Regions from separate parts of the Mus musculus genome. Here region 1 is linked to region 2. Evidence: chromatin loops called from intact Hi-C (ENCODE). Cell type or tissue: gastrocnemius. All regions are shown on one strand. Each heading gives the region's core, and the rest is flanking DNA. Links, peaks and the distances in the headings are about the cores only.

Region 1 (15,503 bases), core at 3,677-11,676, 200 kb after region 2:
GTTGGATTTCCTTGTGGCAGTCCCAGGGTATGGGAAGAGGAAGGGATTGATTATAGTGCTTAGGCAGAATTAAAGGTTTACAACACAATTAGAAACAATAACACTTACATGGTGCTATGAAAATATAACATTATAGAAATTCTACTTTCATATCTTTTTTTTTTAAAATGACCTAGTACATTTTATTAGGTTCCATGGAGGGCTTGGCTGAGGGATTATTTATAGTGGCAGTTACCAATGTCTATACTACTGAAGAAAATGTCTCTCCTGTAGCTGCCAACGGCCACAGGAACTGGGTTCCTGAGTGGGAGGCTGCAGCTGTAAGGGAGGAAACAAGACCAAGAAGAAACAAGACCAAGACAGATTTCTGATCAAGGCACCATGTTTACTAAGAGTCTGTGCTTATAAAGGGGGGAGGCCCATCCCCTGCCATGCCAGGCTTCTTGATGCTTTGTTGCCAAGTTGTTAGCACTTAGTCTGCTAGAGGTGTTAACATTAGGTCGCCAATTCCACAGGTTGTCAGCTATCCCAGGAATATCTCAGGAAGACAGGTTCAGCTTCTCAGAGAGTAGCAGCATCTTGGAGAAGAGCAGAGCAGTGTAGGTGACAGAGCAATAGAACAGAAGACTCCACTCCATACCCCAGGTGGTCTCATTCACAGTGGCAGCATAGATCTGAATCAGCCTGCTCAAGGCTGGGGGAGGCTACAATTCCTCCCTAAAGTTAGCTGGACTGGGGCATAAAATTTATTTCTCCATGGTCCTGCCTGGGAATTATGGTGGCTGGCAGCCATGTCTGGCTTGGGACTTAGATTTTCTATGAACTATTCTTATCCGTCATGGAAGAATGTGTAGCTTGCTTGTGTTTATTTTGTACAAACACAGCTCTATGGTGTTACTGTGAATAAACCATGGCCTCTTGGCACATACCTCTGTCTTAGATTTTGAAATAGTCCAGAAATCTCAGTGGCCCATCTTTGACTAACCGGCCCCCATAGCACACCTTATTCCCAATCAGACCAAAGCCATAATATATACTCAATACATTTCTTCATATCTATGAATTTCTGCCACCTGTGCTTGCTGAAGGCAAGCCTGCATGCTTGTAGAAGATGTTGACTGACCTGCTTGAAACACAAAGCCAAGAGTTGAAAAGCAACATAGGATTTGTGTTTAAAGGATAAAGTCTGTCTGTGGGGAAGTCCAGGTACTCTATTCAGTTGCAAATTAGCCAGGATCAAGCTCAAACTCTGGCCTCCCAGTGTGGGGGGAGGTGGCTTTGAGAATCACAGAAAAACTGTTACTTCTCATGTAAATAGGCTATGCACCAAGTTAACTCTGCTAACTAATAAAGATTTTTAGCTGCCTTCATAATAGGAATCTAATGTTGGAATTATTACTAGACCAATCTAAGATTGAGTCAGAATAACTGGTCACATTAAAGGAAAGAGAAGAGTCATCATAACTCCTTTTGACTAATTTTTCTAAGTCAGTTTCCATAGTCTCTAATGTTCTCTGTCCCATAAGGTTAAAAAGCTTGAAGCAAGGCAGCTTAGCTTGTCTAATCTGGGACAGAGGCAAGCAAAGGTGGGTCAAGAACATATACCCAATATAGTTTTCTTGTCACAGTAGTCAGGGCACTCATCAAACTCACAGGTCAGCCTGTCACTCGAATCATTCTGGCAGCTGTAATGTTCTTGCAGCATTCTATGGAGAAAACACAAGCATGCCCTCTTCTCCATATTAAGTACCTGTTCAGGATCATGCCATATGCCAATAAGTGGATCCTTTTCATCTTACCTAGGCATGCATGAATATGCCTCGTTTTGAGATACTATAAGGCATTTAGTAAGTTCTTTGACATCCAAATTTTAAAAATTAAAAAATAAAAATGTGATTTAAATAATGTGCATGGGGATATAATTCCTTCCCTCCTTTGTTTTTTAAGAAGATATAGTTTTTAAAGTTTTACAATACCTTGTCTTTGAGAATTATAAAAAATCTCAGTAACATGGATAACAATAAATTGTTGACAAAACATCTCAAACAATAAATTGTTGACTGTAATAGCCAGTTCCATTATCTGTTTTAATCTGATTTGGAACACCAAGTATAAAAAAATTTAACATAGGCAATGACTAATTGCACTCTTAGTTGTTTCTCTTGTAGAGCAGTTGTAACTAGAAAGCCTGAAAAGGTATCAATAGTCACATGTGCATACTTATTTATTTATTTATTTTTAATCAGAAATAAGTATCCATTTGCAATAATTGATTAAGTATAAGTCCTCAAGAATTAACATCATTATGTGGAACAGGCAGAAACTGAGAACAATTCTTCATAATTTGACATGCACATTCTCTAAAAATACCAAAATGTTATCTTAAGCCATTACTATTTTGATGATGTAAAGAATGAGATTATATGCCTAATTATTCTTGTGTTAGGCCTGTAATCTGCCTGAGATATAAATCTAGCGTGGCATTGCCTTAAGAGGTCTTGTCCAGGCAATCTAGAACAAATTCTTAAATGTCCAAAGACAGTCTTCTTAAAAGAACTTTTTTTTTTTTGGTTTTTCTAGACAGAGTTTCTCTGTATAGTCCTGGCTGTCCTGGAACTCACTTTGTAGACCAGGCTGGCCTCGAACTCAGAAATCCGCCTGCCTCTGCCTCCCGAGTGCTGGGATTAAAGGTGTGCGCCACTATGCCTGGCGGTTAAAAGAACATTTTCTTCTTATGAGTTGTATATGTATAAACAATTGCAAATTTGAGAATTCATAGTATCTAAGAGATGAACAATTTTAAGCAATTGTAAGCTCTGAGCTATATATGTGTGTGTGTGTGTGTGTGTATATATATATATATATACACACACACACACACACACACACATATATTGACTATTAACATACAAATTAAAGCTTGTTTATTCAACATTTAAAATATCGTCTACAGCACACAATTTATCTGTGCTGAAGCAGGAGGAAACTTTCCTTTAGAGGCATTAGCTAATAAAATACTTTCATTTAAGAAACAATATACACTGAAAGATTCAATCTTTTAGCTTCTTGTACTGAAGCAGAGACAATAAAAATGTTTCTTACATAATGTTTGCCCCATACCTAGGGGCAAAACCTTTTAATGGTCACAAACCCACTAGAATTGAATCCTTTACAATTATCAGGATGCAAATGAAAAAACAAACTTCCAAATCTATAACAATTTTATATGGAGTAAGCAGGCCAGATATATCTGGATAGATCTGCAACAATGTTCTTTTAGCTAAAAAGAAATTCCCCTCAAGGTAGGGAGAGGTGAGGTCCCAAGAACTTCCCTAGGCAAGGTTTGCAAAACAAAAGAAACAAACACAAAAAGGCCACACAAGCCTTTGCTTCTCTGAGGCTGCTCAGCTCTTTGCCTTAACTCAAATGTGAATATTTCTTAATCTGAGCATACTGCCAGAGTCCTGGCCCTGTAGTAGGAACAATCTTTCTTAAGATGATTATACTTAAAACATTCCTTATAACTTCACTTTGTTGTTGGCTTGGTTTGGATGTTTTTGATGTATTTAGGGTGTGTGTGTGTGTGTGTGTGTGTGTGTGTGTGCGCGCGCGCGTGCGCGCACGGGCACATGTGTGTGTGCGCGTGCACATGTGTGTGTGCAAATATAAATGCATGTATGTGGAGGTGAAATCAATGCTGAGCATTTTCTCTGTGACTTTCCACTTTATTTTTGAGAATGAGTCTATCTCTGAACCTAGAACTCAACAGTTGGTTAGACTGGCTGACCAGTGAACCTCCGATCAATGTTCCTTTCTCACTTGGTAGCCATTGGGATTACAGGTCTGTGCTGCCATGCCCAGTATTGTACTTGGACACTGAAGTTCCTAACTCAGGCACAGCAAGCACTTTACCTACTGAAGCTACTTCCCCAGTTGCAGATGTAGTTAGTTTTTAATGTATGCATACCTACCTATCTTATTTTTGGTTTGTTGTTCTTTTATCCTTAGAAGGCCAGTTTTTTACTAAAGAAATTACTGTATTTAATGGTGTGTATGTGTGTGTTTATTTGTATTGTGAAAAAATGTATACATGTATATGTAATCCCTGTCAGGCCATACACACACACACACATACACCTGTATATATAATCTTAAATTTCTAATGTTTTATGTCAAACTTTAGTAGGGAAATGGGCAAGTATTATCAGTTGAAGATTACTAACAAGAAACATAGAGCCTAATAATATCTAGTGGATTTTTTCTCTTTTTTACAAATTCAGTTAAAAATACAGTACAATTTTCGTGAGTTTGGTTTATTATATCTGTGTAGGATGAAAACAGAAAGTGCCATTGAGAATACACTCATATTTCATGTGCTTAACTGGAGTGTGCTGTGCTACTTTTAAACTTAGTCCAGCATAGACTACTCCAGTCAGATGTTGGCATTAAATCTGGGATCAGTCCCTCCTCTTTCTCTTCTTTTTGCTCCTATTCATCATACTGAAAAGAGACAGAAACAAACAAATAAGAAAGGATCTATTCTTGCTTAGTACAAACTAAGTAAGTGAAACCCAAAATTAAATAGGAAACAGCATTCTGTAAAACATATGATGTGAAGAAAGCTGGTCTTCCTCAACACATATAGTCTCTCTCTTTCTTCCTTCCAACCTCTCTCTGTCTCTCTGTCTTGGTCTGTCTGATTCTCTCTCTCTCTCCCCTCTCCCTCTTCTTCTCCCCCTCCCATTTCTTCTCCCTCTCCCTCTCTTCTCTCCCCCCCACCCCCACCCCGTGTCTGTTTGTGGTTGTGTGTGTTTGTCTGTGTGTGTTAATGAATTTTAGTTGGGATTGCTTATAGGAGCATGGGTAATTTGCCCAGTGCCTGCAGCATTGAAAAAAATGTCTTTCTGCCCCACTCCCACCTGGCTATCATTAACTGCCTATAGGTCCATAAGGGTTGAAGAGGCCACATAAGCGACTTCCAATGTTGGGGGTACTATTATTCATGTGCAAATCTTGCTTGTGCAGTGAATCATAGGAGCTGTGAGTTCTTGAGGGCAGTTGCTGTGCCACTCTGGGAAGACTGCATTCCACAATACTTGGCTTCCCTCAGTTTTTGTTCCATCCATGGTGTTTTCTGAGCCTTAGTGGTGGAGGCAGGAAGTACTGAAAAGGATATCATCTCAGTGTTAGGCAGAATCAGTTCGGCAGTCATTGATTCTGGTCATTTTGACCACTTAGAAGTCTACAGTAACCACAGCCAATTGGAAAACAGCTTCTCGGACCAAAGCTGACAGCAGCTCCAAATTATAGGCATAACCATAAATCTTTAAAAGGCAATTTAGTGAGCAGAGCATGTCTATTTAGGAGAACAGCAGCAGTAACTGTTCCCTATTAGTGACTATGGCCTCCCTAGCCATGGACATTTGATCAGGTTTACTGTACCAGGCATGCATTTCCTGTTGTGAAGTCAACCTCAAGTCCAGTCAGCAGTTGGTTAGCACATAAGGCATGCCACTATTGCACGTTACAGAGAACATTTTTATCCCTTGGGAAAGTCACGCATCATAGCATTGTTGAAACTTGCAGTTCTAGGCAAACAAGACGCTAGAGCCTTTGTGGCCTATGTAGGGATCAGTATGGAAGTTAGGGACTAGAGGAGAGGAACAGGTATTTCCTGTTAGATAGATATTTAAAGTTCCTCGTTTTTTGGGTTGTTTTGGGTTTGAACTGCTATTTAGAGAAATGATGACTCTTTACTATCTTAATTTTTCTTTATTTTTCAATATAGTCAGAATTAGGTGACTTAGATACATGGCAAGAAAATAGCAATGCGTGGGAAGAGGAAGAAGATGCAGCCTGGCAAGCAGAAGAGGTGCTGAGGTATTGGATGACTTTATCATATTACACCTTGTGTAGAAAACTTAGATTTCTTCCTGGTTATATTTAAGGTCAAGAAAATCTACTCTGCCAAATGTTCTGTCTGTCTCTATATACCCATACTGACCTTATTAAACTCTTTTCTTATTAAACTTGGTCGGAATTTCAGATTTTATATCTTGTTATAAATACTATGAATTTAAAATATTGTTTGAATCAAAAAGATTTATTTATTTGTTTATTTATTTTATGTATATGAGTACACTGTCACTCTCTTCAGACACACTAGAAGATGGTATTGATGGTATCCCATTACAGATGGTTGTGAGCCACCATATGGTTGCTGGGAATTGACCTCAGAATCTCTGGAAGAATAGTCAGTGCCCTTAACTGCTGAGCCATCTCTCCAGCCCAAGGTTATTAATCTTAAGGGCAAAACTTCTTTGCATGCACATGCCACATGATATCATAATACCCTATTGTGAAATGTGAGCCACTATCATATCCTATTCTAGATTAGAAGTTGTAATTTTGTTTTTATTGTTTCACAATTTAAAATAGTGTCAGAACTTCACATCTGAATGAAAGTAGCTAATAAAGCACCCTTAATCTCTACATGTATCTTAATTTTAGTGTCTTTGAAAGTCCCATAAAACAGGTAGATCACCCATTATACAGAAAAGTAAATATTATTCTGTAGTTTTAAAGTTCATGTTTGTTGGATGTTCATTCTATGTTTATATGAGTAGAAAACTTAGTTTTTGCACTTCTGTGTTTGGTCAAAAAAGGAAAGGAAAAATGACTAGCAAGCAGAAGCGGGACTTATCTCTGATACAAACTCATGTGTAAATCTGTCTAGCCTCTTTAGACACCTAGGTCATATGGCAAGGGGCTGGGAGGTGGCCCGGTGGGTAAGAGCAGTCCCTTCTAGGAGACCCAGGTTCTGTTCCCAGGAGCCATGTCAGCTTCAGGGGATCCAGTGTCCTCTTCTGATCCCTGTGGGTACTTGTACACACATGATACACATAATGAATATGGAGGCGCACACACATACACATAAAATAAAATGTAAAAAACTAGCAAAATACAGTGATAGAGATTTGATTTGATATTGTTACTGGTTTTGCCCTATGGATAGAAAATGAATTATCTTTTCTTAGCTGTCTTAACAATTGAACTGATTTTTATTTTTATTTTTCTTATCTTTGATGGCAAATTTATAGTAACCTTGAATAACCAGCAGAGGGTGCAGTTAAATATGTAGAACTTTTGTCTTTCTCTTTTAGATTTTGTTTTTTAGCATCTTTTTTTTTTTTTTCTTTTTAACAGGAGGGGAGAATCATAGTTTTAAAATGAAGTTGTAAGATGTTTTCATATTTAGCTTCCCTTTAGTCAGTGTAACTGTGTCTTTAATAAAGGATATTTTTAAAATTGTGAACTAAATAACACAGTTGCAAGGATCACCAGAAAATGACATTTTTATTCTGATTTTAAAAAAATAAATAATTGGTCCAACAATTAGAATGTTTTAGAAAATTTGGAGGATTGTAATTATTAATTTTATGAAGCACAAGGGTAAAGGAAAGAGCTGTTCATTAGAATCTAATAATCTTAATGATAATATTATGGAATTTTTAGCTATGAGCAGAGCATCTTAATGCTACTCTAAAACCTTCCCTTTCCATCCTATCTCTTGTTATCTTAATAAAACACAAATAAAAACAGTGCTTTATGACAGTTTAGTGAAATGAGATTGTTAGTTGATAATAGACAAGCTTCATGCTGTGTACTGCACAAGCATTGTCAATGGGACATGGAGGCTTGTGTCATGGTGTCTCTAGGAAGACACTGAGCACTGGAAAAGTGCATCTGTGTTCCAAATTCTCCAGGTTTAAAAGTTTTTCTATACTCTAGTTTTGTGATCAGTCAGAAGAGTATGATTCTAGTACTGAAGCAATTCCAGACTTGGATCTGAATGGGAAAAATACTTTGTTTTTTGTTTTGTTTTATTTTATTTTATTTTATTTTATTTTATTTTATTTTATTTTTTTTGGTTTTGGTTTTTCAAGACAGGGTTTCTCTGTATAGCCCTGGCTGTCCTGGAACTCACTCTGTAGACCAGGCTGGGCTCAAACTCAGAAATCCACCTGTCTCTGCCTCCCAAGTGCTGGGATTAAAGGCATGCGCCACCACTGCCTGGCTGAAAATACATTTTTTTTTGGTCTTCAGTAATCTCCAAATTGTTTCTTGTGCCTGGAACATTCATTGCTGCTATTTTCATTTCAGATAGGAACCAGGTCAAAGTTTATCTTTTTATAAGCCATTCATTACTTTATAATTATTTTTTTTCCTACAATTTACATGTCTCAGGTTTCATTTTTAGTAAAAATTTTCAGATCTTCTTATACTTTGAGCATAGCTAGTATAAAGTAAGTTTTCCTTCCTTCTTTAAATTTGGTTAATTAATGGTAAAAGTTGGAGTGTTGCCACAAAGAAACTTTTTCTTTGTGGGATTTTGGTCATTTGCAACTCTATGTCCTTGCATTCGTAACTATTACTGAAAACCAGTTGTATATACATGCATATGCATATTTGTGTATGTAATATGCATTAACTTATCACTTTCATGAACTTTAAGTTGAACATATGCTCATTTCCGTGCCCCAGCCTGGCTTGTTCTGTATAGATGTAGATGTTGCTTGTTGTATGCTCAGTGCTAACCATGTTTCCCCTCAACCTAACCTATTTCTTTGAGTTACTTTTTCACCCTTAATTTGGTACTCTCTCCTCTCTCCTGTCATCATCCCAGGCCCAGTCTCCTAGCAAGCCAATTGGATAGTATAGAGTGCTTTTCTTATTTCTAGTCTGTGGAGTTATGTTAGGCTAAGAACCAGGCATGGTTATAGTGTGAAACTGATAAATACCTACTAGTATGCCTTATGGAGCTGCTCAAATGTTACTCTTTAAATTTCTTGGTTCTGAGTAGAAGATATGTCTGAAATTCCACTTATTTGGAGTAGGTTCTTAATATCCCTTAGCTGATTAAAAAAATCTATTATAATAACAAGATAATTAATTCTAATATCAAACTTTTTGGATAATTTTCCCCTGACATACACAAATGCTGAGGTTGAAGTAGAGAGTTTTGTGTGAAGAAAAGATGTGTGTTCCTACTTACTGCCCATATTAATACTATGGCCAGACAAATCTCTTAGCTTCATACCTCATTTTGCCCATTTGTACAATAAAGATAAATATTCTGCTTTATAAAGTCATCTATCTTCTAAGGATACAAAGAAATACTCCTTTTGAGAAATCCTTGAAGTTTTTAGGGAAATGAGAAAATTAAGACATTAAATATTTATTCCTTGATTTTTAAGAAGGCAGCTTTCCTATAATTTATCTGTAGTATTTTATAAAAGTAAAGATATGAATATCTTTCTTTTTAGGCAGCAGAAAATTGCAGACAGAGAGAAGAGAGCAGCAGAACAACAGAGGAAGAAAATGGAGAAGGAAGCGCAGCGCCTGATGAAGAAGGAGCAGAACAAAATCGGTGTGAAGCTTTCCTAACACAGGCTATGCTGTGAGCGTGCCAGGAGGAGGAGTCTGGGCCCACAGCCTACACGCAAGCATTTGTATGCACTGGACAGTATTCTCAGAATACAAACACTCTGCTTGATCGTAATGTGTTTATTGAGCTGTTCAGGACACCAGGATTCTCCCATGATACTTTGAACTATTAGTAATCAAGACTCAAAACACAAAAATAATGAGACAATTATTTTCTTCAATGTGTTCCAAATAGAAGACAATTGTTTGCTGTAGAGAAGTTATTTCAGGAGGAATATACCTGACAAGTACCTCTCAAGCTAGTGTTTCTAGCTGAATAAATGGCTGTAAATAATTTTATGGTGGGAAACTACTCTGCTATCTATTATGCTTTTGTTCATTGTGCATAATTATAAAATAATTTTAATCTTTTGTTTCCATGATCACTTGATGTAAATTAGGTAAACTGTAGGTAGGGCTTTATACCCTTCTTAATTTTGTTTTCAGGTACTGTTGACATACATTTTCTATAATTTGAACTGGCATTGTTTGGTACAACATTAAGGAATATGATAATTTGGGTTTTTAAGAAAATAACATTAAATGCAATAATTTTATTTATCAAATATTTTGTATATCCTTATTTTCTTTTAAACAGTATTATAATGTTATACAGAGCTGTAATTTATATATTGCATGTATAAATGTTGAAAATCAGCTGCAATGACAACTTTGTGTGACAAGAACTAGGATCAGTAGCTTTTCTCTTTCATTACAGATGTCAAGATGGTAACAGTGTCCATCCTTAAAAGCCATTTTCAAATGTGGAAAGCCTTCAGTTTTCATTGATTTTTTTTTTTTAAGTGATTCTTGAAGAGTTCTCTATTTTGTTTTGTTTTGTTTTGGGTTTGTTTTGTTTTTAATCTTACATAATATAATGCAGGGTACCTATTCTTTTAGCTAGATAACATTACTGATTTCATTACAAACCAAGATATAAATATTTTTGTTTGTGATATTGGTTGATTTAAAGAAATAATTGCATATTGTGTTTTATGGAAAACAAAGCACATCTCACAGTTTAAAATACATTAAATTTTTTCCACCATTGAAATATAACTGATTTTCTGTGGCTTTGGAATTGTTGAAGATTTTTTATTTTCTTCACAGTTATTGCCTAGGATTAACGTTTTGTGAGGCTTTAAAATGTCATATACAGTGTATAGGCCATATATAATATATTTGAATTAAGGCAATACTTCATAGCAAAATCAATAACTTTGCATTGATACTTTTAAACATTTAGCTTCTGCTTTCACACTAAGTTGAATTTAACTGTGGTTGGAGTTTTTGAGTTACAGACCACATTGTCAGTTACTGTATTTATTATTTGTTTATTATGTATACAATGTTTTCCCTGCATTTACACCTTCAGGCCAGAAAAGGGTACAGGATCTCATTATAGCCATCATGTGGGTGCTGCGAATTGAACTCAGGACTTCTAGAAGAGCAGCCAGTGCTCTTAACCTCCAAGTCTTCCCTTCGGTCTCAGTTACTGTGTTCATTATATCTTCAGTACTCAAAATTGAGTGGAATTCTTTAGAATTTTAATAATTATTCTCTCCCAATTACTTATTTTACTTATTATGAGGATATTATATGATGTGTATGGATGTAGGATTCATAAAGAGTAGTTTTCTTCAGTGAGGTCAGTTTGCTGCTTTCAATAATTGTAAAGTACTGAGGTCTGCTTTAGTCATGCTTTTTGAGTATGAGAGGTATTTTTTTATGTTTGTCTTTTTAGCTTTTGAGAAATAAAAACCAATTAGAAATTATAGCTTATAAGATTAGGAAGAAATAGATTTTTTTCTTTATCAACTTTGAAATACTTTTACCTGTATTTCTATGTTAAATTGGTGATGTGTGATCCCACAAAATTCATGGAGTCAAATACATATAATACTTCATGGTAGCAAGCTTCTCTTTAGCTTCTAAATTTAGTTTGAGAAATTGTTTTTAGTTCTTATAATTTTATAAGGCATTAATAATTGGTTTTATATTTGTTTTTTCAAGACAGGGTTTCTCTGTAGAGCCCTGACTGTTCTGAAACACTCTGTAGACCAGCCTGGCCTCAGACTCAGAGATCTGCCTGCTTTCTGGCATGACATAATGTGTTTTAGATGCTTATTACTAAAGCAGAGGAACCATGGTAGGTCTAAAGAGTTTGTGAAGATTTACGCATATTCTGATCCTGTGTTTGAGCTAAACAAAGACAATGTAAAGTTTAATTCACGTGTTTAATAGAAATGTTTAACTTCCAACCATTTCTTAATAAGTTTAGCTAAAATATCCTTTCTTGGCCCTTTGTGATATTTGACTAGATATTTTCAACTGATGATTTGAAAACATTTTCACGTGGCTTCCTCAGTTTTGGTGTGTACTAACTTCTGGCCACAACAGTGACGGATTTGGGATGAAGATTGGTTGCTGACACTAAGAGGACCAGGCTGTCACCAGTTATAAGCCTAATCATAACCAATGTTTAAAACTCTAAGACGATGATGATGACCGGTGTGAAAGGAAGGGTTGAGTCAGATACAACTGATATGTTTATCTTATCGATAGTATCTGTAAGATATTATATTTATGTTTGCTGTAATCTACCAATTGCGGTTACTCACACTATTCCTTTGTTCAAAGGGAATTCTTTTTTAAATGTGCAAGGTGAATGGTTCTAGTGGAAGCCAAGTGCAGAATGAGGCGTGAACTTGGTTGTCTTGGGGAAGGTGGTTATGTCTTAGCAGAAGGAAATTGGAGGGCTGGGAAGGATGGCAGATCCACGAAGAGCACGTTTGATTCATCGGCAACTTCAACTTGATGCTGCTACCTCTGACTTAGCTCTTTGTTTTTGAGTTGCTATATGGTCAAAAAAACCCTGTGTGATTATGTGTGTGTTCCTTTTTTTCTTAGAATATTCACAGTTTGTTCCAAGATCACAGGAGCAACTACAACCAAGGATTCCCATTTTTCCCTACTGCATCTCTTCTTGCTTTTTCCCTTTTCTTGCCCCTCCCCTAGACTGGTCTGGATCTCTGTGGTCCAGGCTAACTGGAATTCTAACTTGTCATCCTCTGCCTAGAGCTCAGATTACTTTTTCCCTAGCTTTTATTCTTCAGTGTCCCTTCGTTATAGCCGTTGGGTGTGTTTAGTAGCTGGAGAGGTTGAGAGGTGTTGAGGCAAGTTTTACCAGAGGTTCTGTTGAGCCTTGTAGGACTATAAAGAGACACTGCTTTTTAGGAACATCCTAAGTCCTACCCAGCCTCATGTTGAAGACTTGTTTCTGTCCTTACACACCTGCTTCGAATGTCAATTCTAAGCCGTGACTTTTGCAGAGAAACTGCAAATGTTGTCAACCCCAATTAACCTGAGCCGTCTCTTTCAGATTTCCATGGCTATTCTGCAGCTGTTTTCTTTACCCATTGATCTGGTCACAGCAGTTTTGAAAACTTGATGGAGTTAAAGAGATGGTACCGAATTAAGCCATTTGTCTTGAGCTTGTAAGGGTTTTTGCTTTTTTTTTTTTTTACTTGTTTGTTTTTAATGGAAATGGTGTTTTTTAAGGATTAAATGAGATTATTAAGTGGTGATGATGCAAAATCGAATAGGAATTTTTAAGCTAGGCAGGTTCATAATTTCAAGACTTAGAAGGTTATGGGAGAATTGCCTCAAATTAATGGCCAGTTTGGGCTACATAATCCAGGCCTCTTCTAAAACCTGAAAAGGAAATGGGCATTGGGCCCTGCACACGTTTCTTTATGAGGTCCTTCAGATACATTTCTCGAATGTCTCTACAGCGCCAATGTTGGGCACTGCAGAAGTTAGGAGAAGCTGGCTAGTTAGACTTGGTAAGAGTTTGTCCACTGAAGCCCAGATTTCCCAAGTCAACAGTTACAGTGTGATGTCCAGGTCAGTCTTCCATCCCCGCTGGCAGTCTGTGGTCATAGGTGTGTACTATTGAAAGGCATGTTGGGAACATGGTCCACTCCTTTTTTTCTGTCTTTCACTTTTCAGGTTCTACAGGTGAGAACATTTTCTCCACTGTATTTTCCATGATGTACACAGTCCTAAAACAAATGGGACCAGGACACCATGGATTAAAACCTCTGATTTTCCTCCATTCCTTTGTCTCGATATTTTGTCACAGCAATGGAAAGTTAAGCACTATGTCTGAAAAACTCTATGCAAGCAGCCTGCTATCCTGTAAGTAAACGCTATCATCATTTCACATATAGAGAATAAACCTTAGGAAGTCAACTGCATTGTTCAGTCAGTAGAACATAAATGGTAGCTTCAGAGCATGTTAATTAAGTGATTAGTCAAAATTCCTAGTAGATTATGACTAATATAAAATTCAAACTGGATGAACTATGAACTGCCCAAAATACAGGGTTTAGATAGTTTTCCCCAGTTCTAACTCAATGAAGATGGTATTAATAAGTGATAGTAAATAATACCTGTTTGTGTTTTCTAAAAACTTACTTTAAAATGGGCATGATACAACATGTCTTTAAACCCAGCAGTCAAGAGGCAGGGGCAGGTGGAACTCTGAGCTCAAAGATAGCATGGTGAGTTCCATGCCTGTCAGGTCTACATAGTAAAACCTAGGGGTATGGGATGAGACACCTATCTAATGAATCAAATCGTTTAATAAAATTAGTTGTAATTTTGGTAATTGATGACTGTAACTGAGTGACAATGTTATGTCATCAGATGGTCAGAGTTTATTTGGTTCTGATATGGACAATGTAAAATGAATTAACATGATTTCACACTTGTAAAGTAAGGTCCAGTAGCTCATTTGTTGGGGTCATAATTCCTGTAAGGCCTAGGTCACAGGCCTCATATATGTGCACACAAGTGCTATGCCTTCTTAGAGACCTTGATGCTGTAGACCATCCAAATCATCTTTAGGATTTGGTTGAGAGGCAGAATGACAAGAGAAAACATTCAGCTTTTCATATAGAAAATTTTAAAGGATACGGTTGGTCAATGTTATATATATTTTTTATTTTTCTGTCAGTTTGGTTCCTTATAAATTATTAACTATAATAATTGTAGTTCAATTGGTTAAAATATTTAAACTATAGCTTGGATTCTTTATTTTAGTTTTAATTTTAAATTTATTCTTCTCTCCCATATATTACATCTCAACCACAGTTTTTCTCCTTCCTCTTCTCTAGTCTCGCCCACTCATCTCCTCTCTCCTTCAGAGCCACTCCTCTATTCTCCTTCAGAAAAGAGCAGGCCTCCCAGGGATATCAAATTGCAGTAAGACTAAGCACATCCCCTCATATTCCAGTAAGAAGAAAAGGAACCAAAAAATGCAGGCTAAAAAGAATTAGATAGCCCTGCATTCAATTTTAGGACTTCTACATTCACACCAAGCTACACAACCATTTCATATGCAGAGAGCCTAGGTCAGACCTGTATAGGATCCCTGATTGTCTGTTTATTCTGTGAGCCCTTATGAGCCCAGATTAGTTGATGAGCCCTTTCCTTGTGGTGTCTTTGACCCCTCTGGATCCTACAACCCTCCCTCCCCATCTTCTGCAGGATTCCCTGAGCTCCCCTTCCACGAGCTTCCATGTTGAGGTCTTTGATCCTCTTGGGCTTGAGTTTTGTGCAAGGTAATATGGATCTATTTGCATTTTTTACAAGCAGACATTCAGTTTCAACAGCACCATTTGTTGAAGATGCTGTCCTTTTTCTTTTAATATTTCATTGTATAATTCTGTCTTCTTTGTCAAAATTCAAATGCATATACATATGTGGATTTAAATCTGGGTCTTTCATTCAATTCTGTTGATCTGCCTGTCTATTTTGATGCCAGTAACATGTAGTTTTTATTACTACATCTCTTTAGTACAGCTTGAAGTCAGGGATGGTGATACCTTTAGAATTTCTCTTAATGTATAGGATTGTTTTAGCTATTCTTTTTTAAAAAATCTTTTTATATGAAGTGAAATATTGTTTTTTCAAGGTCTGTAAAGAATCATGTTGGGATTTTGATGGGAAAT
Region 2 (14,036 bases), core at 26-8,025:
ATACATTGTATTGATTTTTTCCCTAAATGTGTTATTTTAATAAATATCTCATGAATGAGTTTCAATTTTTTTATTTTGGAATAAATGGGACTCTGTTTATTACTGATTGCCTAGAAATGTTGAGATAAAAAATGCCAGCAATTACTATTATCCAGTATTTATATGTGTGATTCTCTGTGCTAACGTCTGAGACGCCTTTCTGGGTTGTCTACAAATGGTTTGTTCCTCTTTTGATTCCTCACATTTGATAACTGTGATGCTCCATCTTTGTACTGTAGGTTGTCTATTTCTTTGTTACAAATTCTGAGTGTTAGGACTGGGTCTTACTTAATCTGTATGTGCCTTCCTTATGCTTCAAAGAAATTACCATCTAGTGGAAGACAGAACATTTCCAAGCTGACTGAACACCACATTTTCTACTCATCTGAACTTTGAAAGCAGAATCTCTAAATTGCATCCCCATATTCTGAGGTCAAGAAAGAACTCTAATGGGAAATAATCTCTACCAATTAGCTTTACTCTGACATCAATCAGGATTACCAGATCTAATGGACTCTTGTCTATCAGTGTGACCTTTGACGCAGAGTGATTATGTTGGCCACCCTTCCACTTGGAACTTTGCATCCCCTCCTCACACTGCTTCCTACCATTGGAAGTCCTTTCTGGCTTTTTGTGGAGTACTTTTTGCTGTATGTAACTTTTAAGTAATGTTTTGTTGGACTTTCTTCTGAGTCCTCTGATTAATAATATGTTTTCCCTGGTTGAATCCCAGGAGGTGAGTCTGCCATGTTTCAAATATCAACAGATTGATATATGCTGAACATTCTCACAACCAGACTTAATTCTAGCCTCACTGCCCATATGCCCACCAGTGGGTCTACTTCCTTGGATAGTTCACAAACACCTTTAAATGACCATACTTTAACAGTAAGATTCTCCCCTATTAACTACCTGTGTTTTAGTCCTTATTCATGGGGTCTCTCAGACACAAGTGACTCAAGATGAATATTAATGCTATTTTTCGGAGGGAAAAAACAAGACTACTTGTGAAACATCCTTAGTTTTGTGTTTGTGTTACTGCTGCTGATTGGTTGAGGGCCAGCTATAAACTTGGATTATCATTTGTGGCCCTCCTAAGCCCAAGTGATTGCAGTGACTCCTCTGTGCCTCCACTATCTTCCTCATCGTTTCCCTGCCTATGTGGCCTTATGAAATTCAAGTCTGGTCATTTATTTCCCCTACTTGAAATGTTTCAATACTGGATGAAATTCAAACTCAGCATACTAGCTAGGCCCCTCTAAATCTAGCACGTATTTCTATCTCTGCAGTCTGTAAAAAAAAAAAAATTGTTCCATCTCTTAGTACCTCTCAAAAATCATAACATCTAGGAAGCCCTTTAAGTCATCATGTTACTACTTTCCCTTCAGAGTTCAGCTTGAGTTTTTAAATGTTCTGACAGTCTCATGATTTCAATTCCTTGTCACTGATTTCTTTTTGGATTTTTGAGGTAGGCTGTCCCTCCATCAGTCAGCTAGCCTCACACTGGCCTTGAGCATGAATCCTGAGACCTGGGAGCACAGGGATGTTAGCCCATCTGGAGGGGAGGGAACAAATTCATTGTATGATTCTCATTTCTGAAAGAATGGATAAGGCAGTGACTGAACTGAGTGAGCACTACAGGAGCACGTGATAAAGTCCTAATATATAGGTACAGTTGAGAAAAGGGTTCATCGTCCACACTACATTAAGTTTAAATGTCATTGAGTCATTTACAGAATTATATATTTGGATCTTGAGATATGTACACCCAAAATCTCGCCCAAAGTAATATTTTCAGTTTCATTATGTTCTAAATAGGAATTTTCATTTTGTTACCAATTATAAAAAAAAAGTAGTCTTACATGGTACACAGAAAGTATTAAAAATAAGGGGTGGTTCTTCATAATTCTGTATATAGAAACAAACTGAAAAGGCTTATAAAGATATTATTTTAATATCCCAAAAGATTTAAAAAATGGCATTTGGAAACTCCTTGACAATGAGAAAAATAACCAAGTTTAAAATGCTTTGTAGAAATTTAAGGTGAGAGCATAGATTCGGTTTTTGGAGGGTTTTTTTGTTTTGTTTTTAATGGTATTTTTGGCCTCTTTCCCTCCCCCCCCCCAGCCCCCCGCCCACCCCGGTTTGTTTTGAGACAGGGTCACATGTAGTCCAGGCTTTCTCTGTACTTGCTATGTAGCCTAGGTAAGTCTTGAATACCTGATCCTCCTACCTCTACCTCCCAAGTGCTGGGAAGACAGGTGTGTGCCACCTCTGGGGCCCATAACAGCCTAGATTTAAAACAATGCTAAGACTCCCCTACCACCTTTCTCTTTGGCATCTTATAAATGTCTTGTAGATTGAATCTAGAATCACTGGTATTTGTAAATAAATCAACTTTGTGAACACTTTTGGCTCTCATTGATTTATGTAAAGTAGGAATTCACTGAAACCTCCACCCTTTCACACTCGGTGTTGGAAACTTAAGACACTTGTTCCAGGCCTGCATGGGCTAGTATAGTCATCACTCTATCTTCTTTTATAGTGGGAAAGAAGACCCAACTAAATCATTTATACAGTCACTTTAGGCATTACAAGTGTATCATTGGTTAAGCAATGCCAAGCCAGGGACTGGTTGGTAACTGGATATAACACTTACATAACTTGATAGAAAGTTCCACCCAACACAAGAGAACGGTGACAGCTGCTCAATAGCTGGTGTTGGAATTGATCCTGTGTGTGTGTATGTGTGTGTGTGTGTGTGTGTGTGTGTGTGTGTGTGTGTAACACATGCCTGCGCATGTCTAACCCTTGCAGAAGCCTAGCTTGTGTTAATATGACTTCATAAAATCCTACATATTTTCTACTATTGAGCAGAAACCATTGAACAGACATTGAATGAAACTATGTTAAGTACAATCAAATCGTTCAGGTTCTAATCTCATTAATCATAAGATACTGGGTAGCAGATAAGAATGACTCTTGCCTTGGTTTCACTGTTTGGATAGTGTCCTGGCAAGAATTAATAGACCTAAATACTGATAGGGTAATGAGAATATATGGATTTATGTTAGCTTGCCTAGAAATTTATAAATATGTGTTTTCTTGTGTGTGGAAAAGACATAACATACTTGTCAGAATTTTCTAGATAGTATTAGCTGCTGTGAAATTCACATAAAAAATGATGTCTTTAGGGCAGGGGAGTTCATTTATAGGTGCATGCTTTCAAAGGATTCAAATTTGGTTCCCAGAATTAACATCACTATATAGTACTTAGCAAGGAAGGTTGAAATCTAGTCATTTTTACCCTCTTAACTCCCTATGGCTTCGACTGTATCCCATTTGTCTTTCTGTCTTCAGTACTCAGCAGAGAATTCTTAAAATGGCCTTTTAACTGGATCAACAGAAAAATAAGAATAAATTTATGGCAATTAAATTCAATATGTGCCTATGGTTACTCTACTTATCAGCCACAAGGGGGCCCCTGGCACCTGCACATTTATCCTCTCTGGGACTCACTTTAATTGAGCTGAGTATCACATTTTACTGGGCCCAATTCCAATTTAGAGGCCAGCTTGTTGAAGATGAAAGTGTTGTTGGATTAAAACTTAATGTGAGAACGTCAGAATGTGCTGATACTAACTAAGAGGCCGCTATCATAAGGTGTAGATGTCAGGTTGCTATCGTTCTCAGAAGCCAATTCCATAATTCAGGAGGTTGATTTAAATAGCATACACAGTTCCCAAAATAGTTTGATTTCACTGATTTATAACAGGAGAGGGGAATAGATTTTAGCTCAGTAACTGGCATTTATTGTAGTGCAGGGGATGAACATGTGGCCCCATGTATGCTAGGTAAGTTTTACTGCTTAGCTGCATCCCAAGCCCAAGGGAGTCTTAACAAATGAAATAAAAGTGTTTTTATTGTTCCCACCAAAAAAAATCCATATATTTTTTCCTCTGTTCTTTCGTAAAGAGAAACAGCGTAGAGCATATATAATACCCCAGAACTGGACAGTCAATGACATGTTTTACAATGATAATAGTAATCAAAGAACTAAGGCATGTAGGATCCACACTCATGCTGCAGTGTTGCCGCAGAGTAGTTCTAAGTATAGGAGCTGGAGCCATGTTTATTACAAGCACAAGTGGCACTGTGCCTAGAATCACCAGAGTTAAATGATAATCAGTGACTTTCCATTGCTCTAATTTTGTTGTTGTTGAGTCTTCAAAGTTTAGATTTTCTAAACAGCTACCTATATCAAAGTTGGGCTTTGACAAGAAAAGAGTCACAAGATAGAGTTTACAGAAATGCCCATAGAGCCATAGCTTGGTTGCTGTGCCGGAGACTTAAATACTGTTGCACACTGTATTTGGAGTGTTCAGTCTGGTGGAGATACACTGTGGCCAAGATCCTAACAACATGGGAGTGTTGTTTCTACCATTAATATGCTTGAGGGCTTCTTTAGTTCCATAAGAATTCCATTTGACATTACCTATCAATCCCATCTCTCTCTCTCTCTCTCTCTCTCTCTCTCTCTCTCTCTCTCTCTCTCTCTCTCTCCCCCTCTCTCTCCCCCTCTCCCTCTCCCTCTCCCTCTCCCTCTCCCTCTCCCTCTCCCTCTCCCTCTCCCTCTCCCTCTCCCTCTCCCTCTCCCTCTCCCTCTCCCTCTCCCTCTCCCTCTCCCTCTCTCTCTCTCTCTCTCTTTGGCTAGGGAAATGCACAGAATAAAGAAGTATGAGGTCATGAGTTTTAGAAAAGGTAATAAAAAGTCAAAGTCATGGCTAAGACCCTAGCATATATACTCTAACATTCAGTTTTCATAAATCAGTTCTAAGCCTAAACTTTGTCTTTCATATTTTATCCACCAATAAAGGCAGGTTTTATACACAGACATAAAGCATATTTAGTGAAAATGACACATTTATCTGCTGCATTTTCTGCTCCTCCTCCATTTCCGCCACTTTGTAGTGACTTAATACAGACTTCAGTTCAGATTTTATTTTTATAGTAAGTTTACAGAGCTTCAAGGACTTCACCTGAGCAGAGTCCGTGGCTTATCCTTAGAATCTCTATGCCTGCTTCATTTCTTTCTAGTCACACACAGTCCCCATTTAACAACTTAAACATGATTGCTCCAGACTTATTCTCTGTAGGCATCTGATCATCTGAACTTTGTTAAAGAACATGTCACAGTCTTCCTAAGTTTTGGTTTTGAAATGATGCATTCTGAGTATCACCAGCATTGTTTTTGATGTGGTGCTTGCTGTGGTGTCAGGGGATTCTGCTCATGGTGGCTTGGCTTTGCACATTCAGACAGGACATTCTGATGTCAGAAACCTATGGTGGAGAAGGCCCTTCAGCTCAGACAGAAAGGGACAGGGACTTATCTCCACCAGAAGGCTCCCCATTCAGTCTTCTCACACCTCCCAAAAGAAAAACAAAGCATTCAGTACATGGGCCTGTGGGGGACATTTTATATTCAAAGCATAACAATTTTTGGTTAAGTGTTCTGGGTAGTTTTCAACTGTCAGAAACTAAAGGTACTTGGAAAGAAACATCAATTGAGGAATTACCACCAACAGATTGGCTTGTGGGCATGTATGTGGAAGCATTTCCTGACCACTGATTGAAAGGACCCAGCCTGCTGTGGTTGGTGCCACCACACTACTGCCAGGAAGTATAAGAAAAGTAGCTGAATATGAGTCTGGAAGCAAGCCAGTGAGCATCTTTGCTCCAATGGTTCCTGCCTCTGCTCCTGCTTGACTTCTTTCCTCCACGGTGTACTGTGGTCAGGATACATAAGCAAAGCAAACTCTTTCAGCCCCATATTGCTTTTGTTCATGGTGTTTATCACAGCAATAGAAAACAAACCAAGACAAAAATGGGTGTTAGAAAATGGGATCCTGCTGTGACAGGCTTGACCATGTTAGTTTCAGGGACAGTTTTGTAGAAGGAACTTGGAACTTGGAGCTGGAAAAGCAGTTCGTGTTCCAAGCCTAACAGACTATTCAGTGGAAGCTTGGAAGTTAATAATGTTGAAAGCAAACAAGACAATGAAGGGCTGAAATGAATTTTAGGGAGAGGTTTGAGAGTCCCTCAAAATCTCTATCAGGAGCTTTTGTGTAAGAACTTGAATTAAGCTTCATCCTCAGCCAGGAGGTGGAGCTGATCCTCAGTCCTTTGGGCACCTTCCCCCCCAGAGGAGAACTTGCCTACAGGGAGTGCTCTGATTCCTAGGACTCAAATGAGACCACCATTTTCTATCCAGGGTCTCTCTCAGGCAGGTCCAAGCAGGAGAGCTCGCTGGCCACAGAAGCAACAGAGCTTCTTGGACAGGGTCCCTTCAGTCCTTCATCCTCAGCCAGGAGGCAGAGCTGATCCTCTGTACTCTGTGCACCTTTCCTACCAGCAGAGAGTTTGCCTCCAGGCAGTATTCTGACCCCCAGGACTCAAGAGAGAACTGGTCTCCCAGGAGAGCTGACAGAGGCTAGCACACTCACAGGAGGAATAATTTCCAGCCAGAGACAACTAGAATATCTAAAACCAGAGATTACCAGAGGATGAAAATCAAATGTAAGAATCTTACTAACAGAAACCAAGACCACTCTGCATCATCAGAACCCAGTACTCTCGCCACAGTGAGTCCTGGATATCCCAAAACACCGGAAAAGCAAGATTCAGATTTAAAATCATATCTCATAATGCTGGTAGAGGATTTTAAGAAAGACATTAGTAACTCCCTTTAAAAAAATTCAGGAGTGCACAGCTAAACAGGTAGAAGACCTTAAAGAGGAAAGACAAAAATCCCTTTAAAAATTACAGGAAAACACAACCAAACAGGCAAAGGAATTGAACAAAACCATCCAAGATCTAAAAATGGAAGTAGAAAAAATAAAGAAAACCCAAAGGGAGGCAACTCTGGAGAGAGAAGCCCTAGGAAAAAAATCAGGAGCCATAGATGGGAACATCAGCAACAGAATAAAAGAGATGGAAAAGAGAATCTCAGGTGCAGAAGATTCCATAGAAAACATGGACACAACAATCAAAGAAAATGCAAACTGCAAAAAGATCCTAACTCAAAACATCCAGGAAATCCAGGACACAATGAGAAGACCAAACCTAAGAATAATAGGTATAGATGAGAATGAAGATTTTCAACTTAAAGGGCCCGTAAATATCTTCAACAAAATTATAGAAGAAAACTTCATTAACCTAAAGAAAGAGATGCCCATGAACATACAAGAAGCCTACAGAGCTCCAAATAGACTGGACCAGAAAAGAATTTCCTCCTAACACATAATAATCAGAACAACAAATGCACTAAATAAAGATAGAATATTAAAAGCAGTCAGGAAAAAAGATCAAGTAACATATAAAGGCAGACTTATTAGAATTACACCAGATTTCTCACCAGAGACTATGAACACCAGAAGATCCTGGACAGATGTTATACAGACCCTAAGAGAACACAAATGCCAGCTCAGGCTACTATACCCAGCAAAACTCTCAATTACCATAGTTGGAGAAATCAAAGTATTCCATGACAAAACCAAATTCACACAATATCTTTTCACAAATCCAGCCCATCGAAGGACAACAAAGGGAAAACTGAAACACAAGGAGAGAAACTATGCCTTAGAAAAAGCAAGAAAGTAATCCTTCAACAAACCTAAAAGAAGATAGCCACAAGAACAGAATCCCAACTCTAACAACAAAAATAACATAAGCAACAATTACTTTTCCTTATTATCTCTTAATATCAATGGACTCAGTTCACCAATAAAAAGACATAGACTAACAGACTGCCTACCTAAACAGGACACAACATATTGCTGCATACAGGAAACCCACCTCAGGGAAAAAGATAGACACTACCTCAGAGTAAAAAGCTGGAAAACAATTTTCCAAGCAAATGGTCCCAAGAAACAAGCTTGAGTAGCCATCCTAATATCAAGTAAAATTGACTGTCAACCCAAATTTACCAAAAAGACAAGGAGGGGCACTTCATACTCATCAAAGGAAAAATCTACCAAGATGAACTCTCAATTCTGAAAATCTGTGCTCCAAATGCAAGGGCAACAACATTCATTAAAGAAACTTTAGTAAAGCTCAAAGCACACATTGCACCTCACACAATAATAGTGGGAGACTTCAACACCCTACCTTCATCAATGGACAGATCCAGGAAAAAAAAAAAAAAAAACTAAACAGAGACACAGTGAAACTAACAGAAGTTGTGAAACAAATGGATTTAACAGATATCTACAAAACGTTTTATCCTAAAACAAAAGGATATACCTTCTTCTCAGCAGCTCATGGTACCTTTTCCAAAATTGACCATATAATTGTTCACAAAACAGGCCTTAACAGATACAAGACTATTGAAATAATCACATGTATCCTATCAGATCACCTCTGACTATGAAAGTTTAATGAGTTTAATGAAAATGAAGCCACAATATACCCAAACTTATGGAACACAATGAAGGCATTTCTAAGAGGAAAACTCATAGCTCTGAATGCCACCAAAAAGAAACTAGAGAGAGCATACATTAGCAGCTTGACAGCAAACTAAAAGCTCTAGAACAAAAGGAAGCAAATTCGCCCAAGAGTTGTTGAATGCCAGAAATAATCAAACTCGGCTGAAATCAACCAAGTGGAAACAAAAAGAACTATACAAAGAATCAACCAAACCAGGAGCTGGTTCTTTGAGAAAATCAACAAGATAGATAAAACCTTAGCCAGACTAGCTAGAGGGCACAGGGACAGTTAATTAATTTCTAATTAACAAAATCAGAAATGAAAAAGGAGACATAACAACAGAACCTGAGGAAATCCAAAACATCACCAGATCCTACTACAAAAGGCCATACTCAACAAAACTGGAAAACCTGGATGAAATGGAAAATTTTCTAGACAGATACCATGTACCAAAGTTAAATCAGGATCAGATCAATGATCTAAGCAGTCCCATATCCCCTAAAGAAATAAAAGAAGATAAGATACAATTTGCAAAACACATGAAACTCAAGAACAACAAAGACCAAAGTGTGGACATTTTGCCCCTTCTTAGAATTGGAAACAAAACACCTATGGAAGGAGTTACAGAGACAAAGTTTGGAGCTGAGATGAAAGGATGGACCATCTAGAGACTGCCATACCCAGGGATCCATCCCATAATCAGCCTCCAAACGCTGACACCATTGCATACACTAGCAAGATTTTGCTGAAAGGACCCTGATATAGCTGTCTCTTGTGAGGCTATGCCGAGGCCTAGCAAACACAGAAGTGGATGCTCACAGTTAGATGGATCACAGGGCCCCCAATGGAGGAGCTAGAGAAAGTACCCAAGGAACTAAAGGGATCTGCAACCCTATAGGTGGAACAACAATATGAACTAACCAGTACCCCCAGAGTTCGTGTCTCTAGCTGCATATGTACCAGAAGATGGCCTAGTTGGCCATCAGTGGAAAGAGAGGCCCATTGTTCTTGCAAATATATACCTCAGTACAGGGGAACGCCAGGGCCAAGAAGTGGGAGTGGGTGAGTAGGGGAGGGGGGAGGGTATGGGGACTTTTGGGATAGCATTGGAAATATAAATGAAGAAAATACCTAATTAAAAAAAAAGAAAAAGAAAAAAAAAGAAAAAGAAAAGAAAAGAAATAGAAGCAGTCATTAATACTCTCCCAACAAAAGGAAGCCCATGACCTGATGGGTTTAGTGCAGAGTTCTATCAGACCTTCAAAAAAAAAAAAAAAAAAAAAAAAACCCCAATTCCAATTCTCTTCAAACTATTCCACAAAATAGAAACAGAAGGCACTCTACCCAATTCATTTTATGAAGCCACAATTACTCTGATACCTAAATCACACAAAGACCCAACAAAGGAGCCGGGCGTGGTGGCGCACACCTTTAATCCCAGCACCACGGAGGCAGAGGCAGGTGGATTTCTGAGTTCAAGGCCAGCTTGGTCTACAAAGTGAGTTCCAGGACAGCCAGGGCTACACAGAGAAACTCTGTCTCAGGGGGAAAAAAAAAGACCCAACAAAGAAAGAGAATTTCAGACCAATTTCCCTTATGAATATCAATGCAAAAATAGTCAATAAAATTCTTGTGAACCGAATCCAAAAACACATCAAAATAATCATCCATCATGGTCAAGTAGGCTTCATCCCAGGGATGCAGGGATGGCTTAATATACAGAAATCCACCAATGTAATCCACTACATAAAGAAACTCTAAGACAAAAACCACATGATCATCTCATTTTATTCTGAGAAAGCATTTGACAAAATCCAACACCCCTTCATGATAAAAGTCATGGAAAGATCAGGAATTCAAGACCCATACCTAAACATAATAAAAGCAATATACAGCAAACCAGTAGCCAACACCAAACTAAATGGATAGAAACTTGAAGCAATCCCACTAAAATCAGGGACTAGACAAGGCTGCCCACCTTCTCCCTACCTATTCAATATAGTACTTAATGTCCCAGCGAGAGCAATTACACAACAAAAGGAGGTCAAGGGGATACAAATTGGAAAGGAAAAAGTCAAAACATCACTATTTGCAGATGATATGATAGTATATATAAGTGACTCTAAAAATTCCACCAGAGAACTTTTAAATCTAAAAAACAGCTTCAGTGCAGTAGCTGGATATAAAATTAACTCAAACAAATCAGTGATCTTTCCCTACACAAAGGATAAACAGGCTGAGAAGAAATTAGGGAAAACACCCTTCACAATAGTCACAGATAATATAAAATATCTTGGTGTGACTCTAACTAAGAAAGTGAAAGATCTGTATGATAAGACCTTCAAGTCTCTGAAGAAAGAAATTGAAGATCTCCGAAGATAGATAGATCTCCCATGCTCATGAACTGACAGAATTAATATAGTGAAAATGGCTATCTTGCCAAAAGCAATCTACAGATTCAATGCAATTCCCATCAAAATTTCAACTCAATTCTTCACCGAGTTAGAAAGGGCAATTTTCAAATTCAACTGGAATAACAAAAAACCTAGGATAGCAAAAACTATTTTCAACAATAAGAAAAAACCCTGGTGGAATCACCATACCTGACCTCAAGCTGTACTACAGAGCAATTGTAATAAAAACTGCATGGCACTGGTACAGCCACAGACAGGTAGATCAATGGAATAGAATTGAAGTCCCAGAAATGAACCCACATACCTATGGTCACTTGATCTTTGACAAAGGAGCTAAAATCATCTAGTGGAAAGAAGACAGCATTTCAACAAATGGTGTTGGCTCAACTGGCGGTTAGCATGTAGAAGAATGCGAATTGATCCATTCTTATCTCCTTGTACAAAGCTCAAGTCTAAGTGGATCAAGCAACTCCACAGAAAACTAGACACTGAAACTGAGGAGAAAGTGGGGAAAAGTCTCGAAGATATGGGCACAGGGGAAAAAGTCCTGAACAAAACAGCAATGGCTTATACTATAAGATCAAAAATCGACAAATGGGACCTCATAAAATTGCAAAGCTGTAAAGCAAAGGACACTGTCAATAAGACAAAAAGGCCATCAATATATGGGGAAAAGATCTTTACCAATCCTAAATCGGATAGGGGACTAATATCCAATATATATAAAGATCTCAAGAAGTTAGATTCCAGAAAGTAAATAACCCTATTAAAAATTAGGGTACAGAGCAAAACAAAGAATTCTCAACTGAGGAATGCCGAATGGCCGAGAAGCACCTGAAAAAATGTTCAACATTCTTAATCATCAGGGAAATGCAAATCAAAACAACCCTGAGATTCCATCTCACACCAGTCAGAATGGCTAGGATCAAAAACTCAGGTGACAGCAGATGCTGGCGAGGATGTGGAGAAAGAGGAACACGCCTCAGTGATGGTTGGACTTCAAGCTGGTACAACCATTCTGTTAATCAGTTTGGTGGTTTCTCAGAAAACGAGACACAGCTCTACCGGAAGATCCAGCAATATCACTCCTGGGCATATAATCAGATGTTCCAACTTGTAATAAGGACACATGCTCCACTATGTTCATAGAAGCCTTATTTATAATAGCCAGAAGCTGGAAAGAACCCAGATGTCCCTCAACAGAGGAATGGATACAGAAAATGTGGTACATTTACACAATGGAGTACTACTCAGCTATTAAAAACAACAAATTTATGAAATTCTTAGGCTAATGGATTCAACTGGAGGATATCATCCTGAGTGAGGTAACCCAATCACAAAAGAAGTCACTTGATATGCACTCACTGATAAGTGGATATTAGCCCAGAAACTTAGAATACCCAAGATACAATTTGCAAAACACATGAAACTCAAAAAGAAGGAAGACCAAAGTGTGGATACTTCGATCCTTCTTAGAAGGGGGAATAATACACCCATAGAAGGAGTTACAGAGACAAACTTTGGAGCAGAGTCTGAAGTAGTGACCATCTAGAGACTGCCCCACCTGGGGATCTATCCCATAAACAGCCACCAAACCTAGACACTATTGCAGATGCCAACAAGATTTTGCTGACAGGAGCCTGGTATAGTTGTCTCCTGAAAGGCTGTGCCAGCTCCTGGCAAATACAGAAGTGGATGCTCACAGTCATCCACTGGACAGAGCACATGGTCCCCAATAAAGGAGCTAGAGAAAGTACCCAGGGAGCTGAAGGTGTTTGCAGCCCCATAGGAGGAACAACAATATGAACTATCCAGCAATCTCAGAGCTCCCTGGAACTAAACCACTAATCAAAGAAAATACATGATGGGACTCCTGTCTCTAGCTACATATGTAGCAGAGAATGGCCTAGTCAGCCATCAATGGGAGGAGATTCCTTTGGTCTTGCGAAGATTCTATGCCCCAGTATAGGGGAATGTCAGGGCCAGGAAGCTGGATTGGGACCAGGGGGTGGGGAGAGGGTATAGGGGATTTTCAGAGAGGAAACTAGGAAAGGGGATAGCATTTGAAATATAAATGAAAATATCTAATAAAAAAACCAAGAACTAGAATTAAGAATCTGTAGTTCCTGATCAGCTAGAACTGAATAATCATTTGTGATTAATAATATATTAGCACCACTAAAATGAAACCTTTGATTTATTAAGACAATAAATTCTAGTTAGCTGGGTATGAAAAACCAGCCTCAATTAAAAAGAGACCAGCATCTTTGAGGCAAAATCTTCTGGAAAGTATTTACTCACAGCCACCACACAGAAGCTGTAGTCCAGAGTGGCTGAAGGCTGCATCTCAAACTAGCAACCAAACTTGCTAATGGCTTGATTTCTTACACAACTCAGGACAACCTGCCCAGGGAGGCACTCTCCACGGTAGGCTGGTCCCTCCCACTTGTATCAGTAGTTAAGAACGTATTTCACAGATATCCCCACAGGCCAATCTCTCTTTCACTGGTACTGTTTTGGGCAACATGGAATCTACAGCATTGCAGAGATCATGGAGAAAAGCTAACAGTTGGTACCATATACCAGCATCAGAGTCCTGGAAGAGGCCAGGAAAGGATCAGTGAAGGTAAAACTTCATTTGCCATGGAGACTCCAACATACAGATATGTTAGCACTCTAGAATAACCACCAAGGTTATTCCTCATCTGCATCAGATGAGGAGTCGATCTGGACTGAGCATATGACACAAACTGTGCTGTAGATGGCAGAAGCATAGAGGTGGGGCTATCCATACTCTTTGGAACCAAAAATATAAGTGAGTCCTGGATATTGGACTTTTAAATAGTTAAATTTATATTTTGATTTTAACAAGAGTTGTGGGAGATAAACCAGTAAGAAAAAGGTATGGTTGACTAGCAATATGTTTGTGTATGAAAGCTGACAGTTGTTTGTTTGTTTTCTAGACAGGGTTTCTCTGTGTAGCTCTGGCTGTCCTGAAACTCACTCTGGAGACTAGGCTAGCCTCAAACTCAAAAATCTGCCTGCCTCTGCCTCCCAAGTGCTGGAATTAAAGCCGTGTGCCACTACCTCCCAGCAGTG

Evidence for each region. Hi-C counts contacts between places; a loop is a spot of excess contacts. Peaks named below come from ENCODE experiments on the same cell type or tissue, not always from the same donor. Only the 100,000 strongest peaks of a DNase experiment are listed, where the experiment ranks them.
Region 1: a loop joins it to region 2, with 4 times the contacts of the local background. A loop is called at or near these places in 17 of 42 quality-filtered maps.

The regions. Positions count from the first base shown.
Region 1 is chr15:44,630,976-44,646,478 of GRCm38, forward strand. Ebag9 (estrogen receptor-binding fragment-associated gene 9) reads left to right here. Exons shown (of 7, transcript NM_001357691.1): 6 at 5,789-5,880; 7 at 9,327-10,545. The coding sequence ends at 9,447. Among named protein-coding and RNA genes, the nearest start is that of Ebag9, 19 kb to the left of the region's middle. In gastrocnemius, for the core only: CTCF peaks have their summits at 7,110 (motif pointing right) and 9,459; DNase peaks (open chromatin) are centred at 6,817 and 9,473.
Region 2 is chr15:44,435,810-44,449,845 of GRCm38, forward strand. Eny2 (ENY2 transcription and export complex 2 subunit) reads left to right here. Exons shown (of 5, transcript NM_175009.3): 5 at 1-1,876. Among named protein-coding and RNA genes, the nearest start is that of Nudcd1, 15 kb to the left of the region's middle. In gastrocnemius, for the core only: a CTCF peak has its summit at 3,509 (motif pointing right); a DNase peak (open chromatin) is centred at 3,535.